2 separate regions of the Homo sapiens genome follow, and region 1 is linked to region 2. Evidence: read pairs that join two places in POLR2A ChIA-PET (ENCODE). Cell type or tissue: MCF 10A. All regions are shown on one strand. Links, peaks and the distances in the headings refer to the core of each region. The heading gives the core; the rest is flanking DNA. Region 1 has its middle 80 kb from the start of PTPRK. Region 2 overlaps PTPRK (protein tyrosine phosphatase receptor type K).

Evidence for each region. Peaks named below come from ENCODE experiments on the same cell type or tissue, not always from the same donor. Only the 100,000 strongest peaks of a DNase experiment are listed, where the experiment ranks them.
Region 1: POLR2A ChIA-PET joins it to region 2 with 5 read pairs; 3 of 35 experiments call an interaction of 5 or more read pairs at or near these places.

What each region holds. Positions count from the first base shown.
Region 1 is chr6:128,598,028-128,602,430 of GRCh38, forward strand. No RefSeq gene overlaps it. Among named protein-coding and RNA genes, the nearest start is that of PTPRK, 80 kb to the left of the region's middle. In MCF 10A, for the core only: no CTCF peak of the experiment used is centred there; DNase peaks (open chromatin) are centred at 164 and 2,554.
Region 2 is chr6:128,506,498-128,510,900 of GRCh38, forward strand. The region is part of intron 1 of PTPRK (protein tyrosine phosphatase receptor type K); the gene reads right to left. Among named protein-coding and RNA genes, the nearest start is that of PTPRK, 12 kb to the right of the region's middle. In MCF 10A, for the core only: no CTCF peak of the experiment used is centred there; DNase peaks (open chromatin) are centred at 1,414 and 2,574.

The DNA of each region.
Region 1 (4,403 bases), core at 107-4,106, 91 kb after region 2:
TGTGTCCCCATAGATTTGACTATCACACTTTGGGGCATCAGTGGCATTAAGTGACAAATTACTTCTGGGAGTTGTAGGATGATTCTATGTCAAGCTCTCCACTCAGATCCAATGAGTCACTAGTTCCTACTTATGAACAGGTATTAACTTGCTTCATTTGCAAACCCCAGCAAGAATTTTGGTCACAAGCCACAGTTGCCATAAGAACTGGCTTTGGAATAAGTTAGGCTTTGGTTCCTATGCCAGCTCTCCCATGTCATAACTTTGATCAGGATAGCAATAATAATAATATTTTTTCTCCCAAGACTTACCATAGAGTTTGGTACATAGAAAGTACTTAACTACTATGATGAGGCATAAAAATGTTTAATTAATCACCGAGATTTAAACTGACTTTTAGAGGAACTTTCTTAGCAGGTACCTGGTTCCCCAAAGTTTCTCATGCCCATGACACGCACTATAACCTTAGCAAAGGTTATCAGGATCTTCTGTTGACTGTGCTGTTCTTTCTGCACTTTTGGCTTCTTGGAAACACTGTCCCTCCCAACAGTCCATGCTGAGAGTTTCCAACTGGGTAATCACATCTGTCTAGTCAGATGCTAACTTTCTGCTCCGCAGAGGTATGTCCCTCAAAGTTCATACCTGAGGAATCATTTGGAAAGATTCCTTCCTTCAATATCTCTGGCTGAGTCATGCATACCTCCTCATCAAAGACAAATAGAAAACAAGGTCAATAGGAAAGCGGTGCTCACCTATCTTACTGTCTGTACCTTTTCCTATTATGACTAGCCTCATAATCTTTAGGTTAGAATGACTTGCACTAACCTGTTCCTAGAGTCCCTTCCTTGTCCCTTGTGGCACTTGCCAGTTGTGATTGCAACTGGTGGTTTTAAGCATGTTACCACTTCAAAACTCCAAGCTTTATGAAAACCAAGAAGATGTATGTACCATTTGACTATTTTTATATCTCCCATTTCTAGCCCAGGGGTTGGCATTATCACATAGCAGTTAAGAGCTTGTGATCTGGAGCCAGCCTGCGTGGTTCAGCTTAAAACTCAACTCCATATTATTTATGTGAATTTAGGCAAGTCACTGAAATTACTCCTACTTCAGTTTACTTTCCTAAAAACAGGTATTTTCATAATAGTGTTTACCTCTTAGGAGAGATTAAATAAGTCAATATGCATAAGCACTTAGGACAATGCTTGGCACAGAGCAAGTAACTATTAAAATAGGTACTTAGTAAATATTTGCTGGATTAGCAAATGCCACAATAGGTCCAGTCATCAGCATTTTGCAGACATCATTTAATCAACCCGAATAGTCCAGTGGCTCTAGAGTCTCTTAATTTCTTTTTTCATGATTTTTTTTCATTTACTGCCTCTCAGGCTTTATTGCATTTGTGTCAAATCCACTTGTCTAAACATTTAAAAAAGCAAAACAGTGTTACATAGTTTTAAAAACCATTATAATTTGACTCTATGAGTTTCAAAAACTTCATATACAAGTGCTTAATTGTCTCATTCGAGGTTTTACATTGCTGATGAAATCCACTCATTTAAGAGGTAGGTAGTAATGCAGTGTGTGGGGTGTAAAGTAAAATGCTAGGGGTGTGTGTGTGTAGGTATGTTTGTTTATATGTGTGCTTGTGTATATTTTTATGTGTGTATGTTAGGGGTAGCTGGCTGTGCCAAAGGTGAATAAGATGAAGTTCCTGCTCTATAGAATCTTGAAATTTAATAAAAGAGATAACCATGCAAACAACTAACTAAATCACAAGGCACAATCCTCTGTGAGCCTGTGAGTATCTGCATCCTGCTCTGGGAAAGTGTAATAATCTCTTTTTGTGTCTACGATTGTACCCGGGCTGGCATCTGAGTTAGATCATAGGCTCCTAACATTTCACTTTATCAGTTCGTACAATGCCCCACATCTCTGTGAGCTAAAAAAACATGTTGCTATCAGCACAATGTGAGAAGAATGGTTTTTTTTCCCCGAAGGGACAAAAGTAGTGCCATAAAGCTATAGAATAGGCAAGTCTCTCAGTAAAATGAGTTTCCCTAAAAGGATTTCCTAAGGAACATCTTAAGGTATTTAAATAAACAAACAAATAAGACAACTGAGTAGAGTTTAAGTCTGTGCCTTTTCCTTATTCTCTAGTCCTGGTTCTTTTGACGTAAAGTGAAACATTTTTGGGGTTATTTATTTCCACCCCCACTCTGTCATAATATAAAGAGAATTCTCAGAGGGGAGACTATAGAAGTCTGTCAGCAGCTGACTCTTTTCTGGCAGGAAGACTATTTTATAAAAAAAAGAAGAAATGGATTTCCTCTCCTTGTAGTTCAATATTTTCTTCCTCTACACATTGGTTAAATTCCTCCATCCTATTTCCTTGAAAATGTCAGGGTTGGGTTGCCCCAATCTCAGACAGCTCTCTTCATTATGATTATCAGTGTTAATGCCATGTCATTAATCCTCACGAGTATATGGAGGCCTCACACTGAATGAATGGGGAAGGTCACCATGGAAACATCTGTCTCCATAGATGACTCACGGCAACCCCCATAACTGCTGAACCACATCCTGTCTCCCAAATGCACTGGATGAAGCCACAAATTTGGCATTTCCTACAGGACCATATTCTTTTTAAAAGCTATTAAAAATCTATGCCAGGGAAGCATTTTTCAGACTCATGGCAATAATACTCTTTGCAATGTGTTTAAGTGGGTGATGCTATGCAATTAGTTGTTAACACCTTTTAATAAATGCACACAGTAAACATTACCTGTGGTTTTTCAGCTCCCGGTTTCTTTGCAGTGCTGTCATCTCTGGAGACAGGCGCTGGCAGAGAGAAAAGTGCCCATGTAGAAAATAAGCAAAACACCTGCATTCTCACATTTCAGAAATGATCCTCCTTAGGGGTTAGTGTGGTCTATCAACTTGCATCACAGTGAAGTGGAGGGGAATAAAATGGTCTTTGCTGGATTTATTTTTTTGGCTGCCTCAATGAAAAAAGCAAGCAAGATAACTCATGTAGAAAAATTACATTTGAGGACTGCAGACTTCTCACTTAGCCTTATCATGGAACGGCAGGATATCAACATTTCCTAGATGGAAAATTAGGTCTATGTTGGGAGATATCAGGCTTAAGTAAAATCACATGACAACTACTGTGTATATCCCAGTCACCTCGGCACAGCTACGCTGAGCAGTCTTTCTAGGGTTGCTATGTTCAGAGTTGGCTGTAACTATACACACCGTAAGCCCAGTTGGAAAAGCAAACAAGGGAGTGAAAAAGGGAACAGACTATTTCCCAGGCTGTACACATTTGCTGAATCTTCACAAAGGCAGGTTGTCATTTCTTGTTTATTTCTTGAATCCTAGATGGAAACCTGGAACTTGAGTGATAATAATAGTAGACCTTTGCTAACTGTACATATATTAGCTCATTTGTTTCTGTAAATGATCATATAATGTGGGTAGTATTCTTTACTTCATTTGACAGATTAAGAGACTGAGGCATGGAAAAATTAAGTGATGTTACCATGGTCACCAAGCTCTTAAGTAGCTGAGGCGGGACATGAACCCAGGCATCTGGCATCCAGTTTATTTCCTTTAACTTTAAGCCACATATTTACCTCTTGTAGAGTCATATTTATTCGTTTTCTCTCCTCTTGTTTCCTCTCCTCTTTCTCTCCCTCTCTCTTTCTTACCATTTTTCTACTACTCTTTCACACCTGCCCCCAATCTTTCCCCTCAAGCCCACACCCACTTCCTACTTCTCTCCTCTCTCCTCTCTCTCTCCCTCTCTATTGCTGGAAGTGATGAGCCCCATCTGGGTCCACCAGCTGGCCCCAGACAGGGGATTTTGGCCTCTCCCAAATTAAATCATACTTGTAAAGCAGGAAAAGCTACTCCCTGCTTCCAGATCTCCCCTTCCCACTGACCCTCCCTTGTCCCTCTGTCGCCTTCCTTCTTTTGCATAGGCTTCCAGTTCTCTTGTACTCTTCTCCCACAGTTTTCTCAGGAAAGAATGGGTTGTCTTAAAGTCATCTGATATGGTTTGGCTCTGTGTCCCCACCCAGATCTCAACTTCAATTGTAATCTCCAGGTGTTGAGGGAGAGGGTTGATTGGATCATGGGAGTGGTTTCCCCCATGCTGTTCTTGTGATAGTAAGTGAGTTCTCACGAGATCTGGTGGTTTTATAAGACAGTTTCCCTACCCTTGCTTGCTTCTCTCTCCTGCCATGTGAAGAAGGTTCTTGCTTCCCCTTGTCTTCTGCCATGATTGTAAGTTTCCTGAGGCCTCCCGAGCCATGTGGAACTGTGAGTCAATTAAACCTCTTTTGTTTATAAATTATCAGTCTTAGGTAGTAGCTTTATAGTAGTGTGAGAATGGACTA
Region 2 (4,403 bases), core at 311-4,310:
AAATTTTTAAAAATTAGCCAGGTATGGTGGCGCACACCTGTGGTCCCAGCAACTCTGAAGGCTGAGGCAGGAGTTTTGCTTGAGCCCAGGAGGTTGAGGCCACAGAGAGCTATGTTCACACCACTGCATTCCAGTCTGGTTGACAGAGTAAAACTCTGTCTCAAAAAAAAAAAAAAAAAAAAAAATTATTATAAGTCACTGTAACCTCTAACATAAAAAAAGAATAAGTTTGCTTCTTGTTTTCATAAACACTGGATTATATTCTATAAAGTGATGCTTGTGGTCTTTGTTAATCAGCATATTGAGCTGATTTACTTCAGGCATCCTATTATTTATTCTCTGGTGGTTTTATTTTAAAGTAAAAGATAATGTAGTTAGAGATTTTAAGAGATAACAGCATGAGATTAGATATTCTGCAAACACTGGCAATTTCATTAACAATAATAACTAAAATGGACAAATTTTATTAGTGTGCCAGGCACTCATTTAAGCACTGTAACTCAATATTTCTCAAAACCTACATCTGGAATGGGTACTTTCCCATTTTGAATATGTGGAAACTGAAGGAAAGTGGTCAGATCATGTAGTAAAAACATGTTGGAATGTATATTCCCACTCAAGCAGTCAAGTTCCAATGTCCGCACTCTTAAACACTATGCTCTATACTATGTGTGGAGATCAGCATTTGATAAGTATTCTTTTGCTTAAACACAAAATGGGCATAAAATATCAGTGACTCAACTAACAAAAAACAGTTTTTTAAATTTCTATTTTTGAACCTTGGGTATATGTAATCTAGTAACTTTAATTTGGCTTAGGAAAAATTTACACTTCTCCAAAATTGCTTTTCTCTCCTTAATTCACACTAGAGGCCCACTCTAGAGGCCATGTGGGCCTCTTTTAAGACAGAAGTTCAAAATCCCCATTTCCTGGTAAGACCGTGAGTGTACTTAAATAACTACTGTTGTCCCCTTCATAATGAATGACCAAACAGTGCCTTATGGGATGCAGGTGCCAGGGCAATTAGGTGATGGTCACAGCCCACCCTCATTCCTGGCTGATAGGACTCTGCCAGCCACTGGTCTCCCTCTCTTGTGGCTGCCCACTAGACAGGGCAATGGGCTACAGAAGCAATAGCAGAGAGAGGGCTGATCAAAGTCCAGGCAAGAGAGGCAGTTCATAAGCAGCTGCAGGTCAGAGCAAACAGGATTCTGCAGCCAAACAACCAGGGATTATGCATGTGAATATTCAGGTTGTAAATGCACATTGACATACACTGTAGTCTAAGAGGCTGTCCACCAATCTTCTTGATCCTGCTTCCAGAGGGAGAGTTAGTGACAGCAAACCTCCAGAAAACAAATGTGCTCTCTCCTCTGCCTGACTTTGTTTACATTTCGGATTACTCAAGTTTTGGGAAATTCCACTTGGCGGAATTTTACTATCATTGTGGCAATGTGTTTGTAATTCTTTTTCGGTAGGCTTTTACTTGTTTGGGTAGTTTTGAGACTATGGAAAGACTACTGATAGACTGGAATTATCCTAGGCAAGTTCTGAAGTGAATCAGCAAACTGTAAGACAGACAGAGCTTTGACACTTGCCACATCTCAGGAGTATGGTCAGTTATAAAATATATGGTCAGTTACCAACAAAGCCCCAAGCTTCACTTGTGAATCACTAGATGTGGGCAGCGATGCAAATATTACCATGCCTTAATAGTCATTAACATTATAAATGCTGCACAGGCACTGGGACAAGTCACTGCTGGCTTACTTGCCAGCATACCCAAAACCTGGCACAGCATGGGCACATAGTAAGGTGCTCAAAGATTCATGGAGTGAAAGAATAAATGAAAGGATATAAACCTCATCAGGATCATGCTCTTAAAAACCAGGCAGAACAGCTTAGATGGCAAGAGCATGTTCTAGCTTATCACGAAAATTTTTAAAAGGAAAAAAGTATACACACAACTTTCTATATATGATATATATAAGTACTTAAAACACATTTACATTTCTTTAATAACTTATTTTATAATCACATAATCTATATTGAATATCTGGAGGAAATACAAATACAGTAGGACCCCCTTACCCACAGTTTCACTTTCTGTGGTTTCAGTTGCCCTTGGCCAACTGTGGTCCAAAAATATTAAATGAAAAATTTCAAGCAGGGCTCTGTGGCTCACACCTGTAATCCCGCACTTTGGGAGGCTGAGGCGGCAGGTCACCTGAGGTCAGGAGTTCAAGACCAGCCTGGCCAACATGGCAAAATCCCGCCTCTACTAAAAACACAAAAAAATAGCCGGGCATGGTGGAGGCAGGTGCCTGTAATCCCAGCTACTTGGGATGCTGAGGCAGGAGAATCGCTTGAACCCAGGAGGCGGAGGTTGCGGTGAGCCAAGATCATGCCACTGCACTCCAGCCTGAGCAATAAGTGCGAAACTCCATCTCAAAAAAAAAAAAGAAAAGAAAAGAAAAGAAAACGAAAAAATTTCATAAATAAACAGCTTTTAAATTACACACCCTTCTGAGTGGCGTGATGAAATCACATGCTGTCTCACTCCGTCCTACCCGGGACATGAATCATCCCTTTGTCTAGTGTGTCCATATTGTACAGCCCACTTGCCTGTTAGTCACTCAGTAGCCATTTCCATTATCAGATTGAAACAACATGGTATAGTATATTTAAGGGTGGGTTCCATACGAGTTTCAGACGTCTACCGGGCACCTTGGAATGTATCCCCCAGAGATATGGGAGGGCTAGTGAACTACCTGGTAGCATTAAAGTTTATTTATACATACATAGGAAATACATATATGTGAAAAAAGTTGGGGGGACTGCTCTTTATGATACATGATTGCAGAATCACCCATTATTCACAAGAACCATGCTCATTCTTCTTTATTATACCACTTTCCCCAACATTGAGAGGCAATGTATCACTTAAACATGCAAATATATGAAGCATTTATTTATTGTTTTCATTTCCCTTCTTCAGCATACACACTTTTTGTGCCTTCAGCAATACTTTCCTTATTGTCAAAGTTTCTATTCCTAACAAAATTTACATTTTTATGGTAGTTTACAAATATAAAACTACTTTCACATATATTATTCATTTCACCTTAAAAGTGTCTGGTTCAGTAGACTAGACAAGACATTAAAGTCATTCTTCATTGTAATATTCTCATTTTGGTGATAAAGAAATGAAAGATCAAGCAGAAAGGACTGCTCCCAAATTTCAGAAAGTGACAGAGCTTAAGACTGGAACATAAGTCCTCCTGTAGCAAGGCCAGTGCTCTGTGCATTAAACAGCCTCCTGCATAGATCTCCAAAGGCATTGGTTCTGAGGTAGGTTGCTGCCAGCCCCTTCACCTCATTCATATATTTCCTGAGCATTTAAGTGTTGGTTTAGATAAAGGGGCATAATGAGTCAACACCAGATAGCAATCTGCTCCAACTGACCAGGTGGTTAGGGCAAATTATTACAAACTTCATCATTTAGGACTGACAGTCATCACATAAGGACATAAATAAGACAGAAAAAGAGTCATAAGTTATTATCATAAGTTATTTATGATAATAGACAAAAGTGTACGAAAACAAGCCTCCAGTGACAAAGGGAAGCATGATGAAGTCAGTAAACCTTCCTCCTCAACCACTGTCTACACCCCTATGTGCCAGGCCAGCTGCCCTGGCCATTGAAGGTCCATTACGGACCATTAAAGTGCCTGGAGACTATCCCCTGGCCTCAACTGGCACAGCCATGGTCCTCAGTCAAATCCACTAGCACTAACATGTGATTAAGACAGCCTGGGTAAATCTCTCATTAGGAGAGGAGGTAGCTAGGCAAACAGCTGCTACTTCTCTACATTTTATTCATTATTCAGTACCCCAAGATATTTCTTATAGCAACTCTTCCTAATATCCCATGTTGCTCAGATATACATAATAAATTTAGGCAGCAGAGGTTAGAGGATCAAAATTAAAAATAAAATCACCATCATCTCTTGAGGTTTTCAAAAATAGTAGAGTTAGTAGGTTTTGTCTGTGTCAATATCATTTACCACAGCTTACTTTACCCTTTGCTTTCTATTAAAAATAAATAAATGCATACATGCAAACACCTATACATGCATACATGTATAAATTCTGTCATGATATCTGAAAACCAAGCAGTTATCTAAGATAGTCTCTTGCATTCACAGACATATTATCACCTTATATGCAGACTACTATTCTAATCAAATCCAATCACTAAGTCAGGTTTATATTTGGAAATATTGTTTCAGAAATTTGGAATACAAGCCAAAAATTTTTTAATCTTAAATAATAATTATATAGATTACTGTTAAGGAAAATGATATATATATAGTATACATTAATATATGATACATATATAG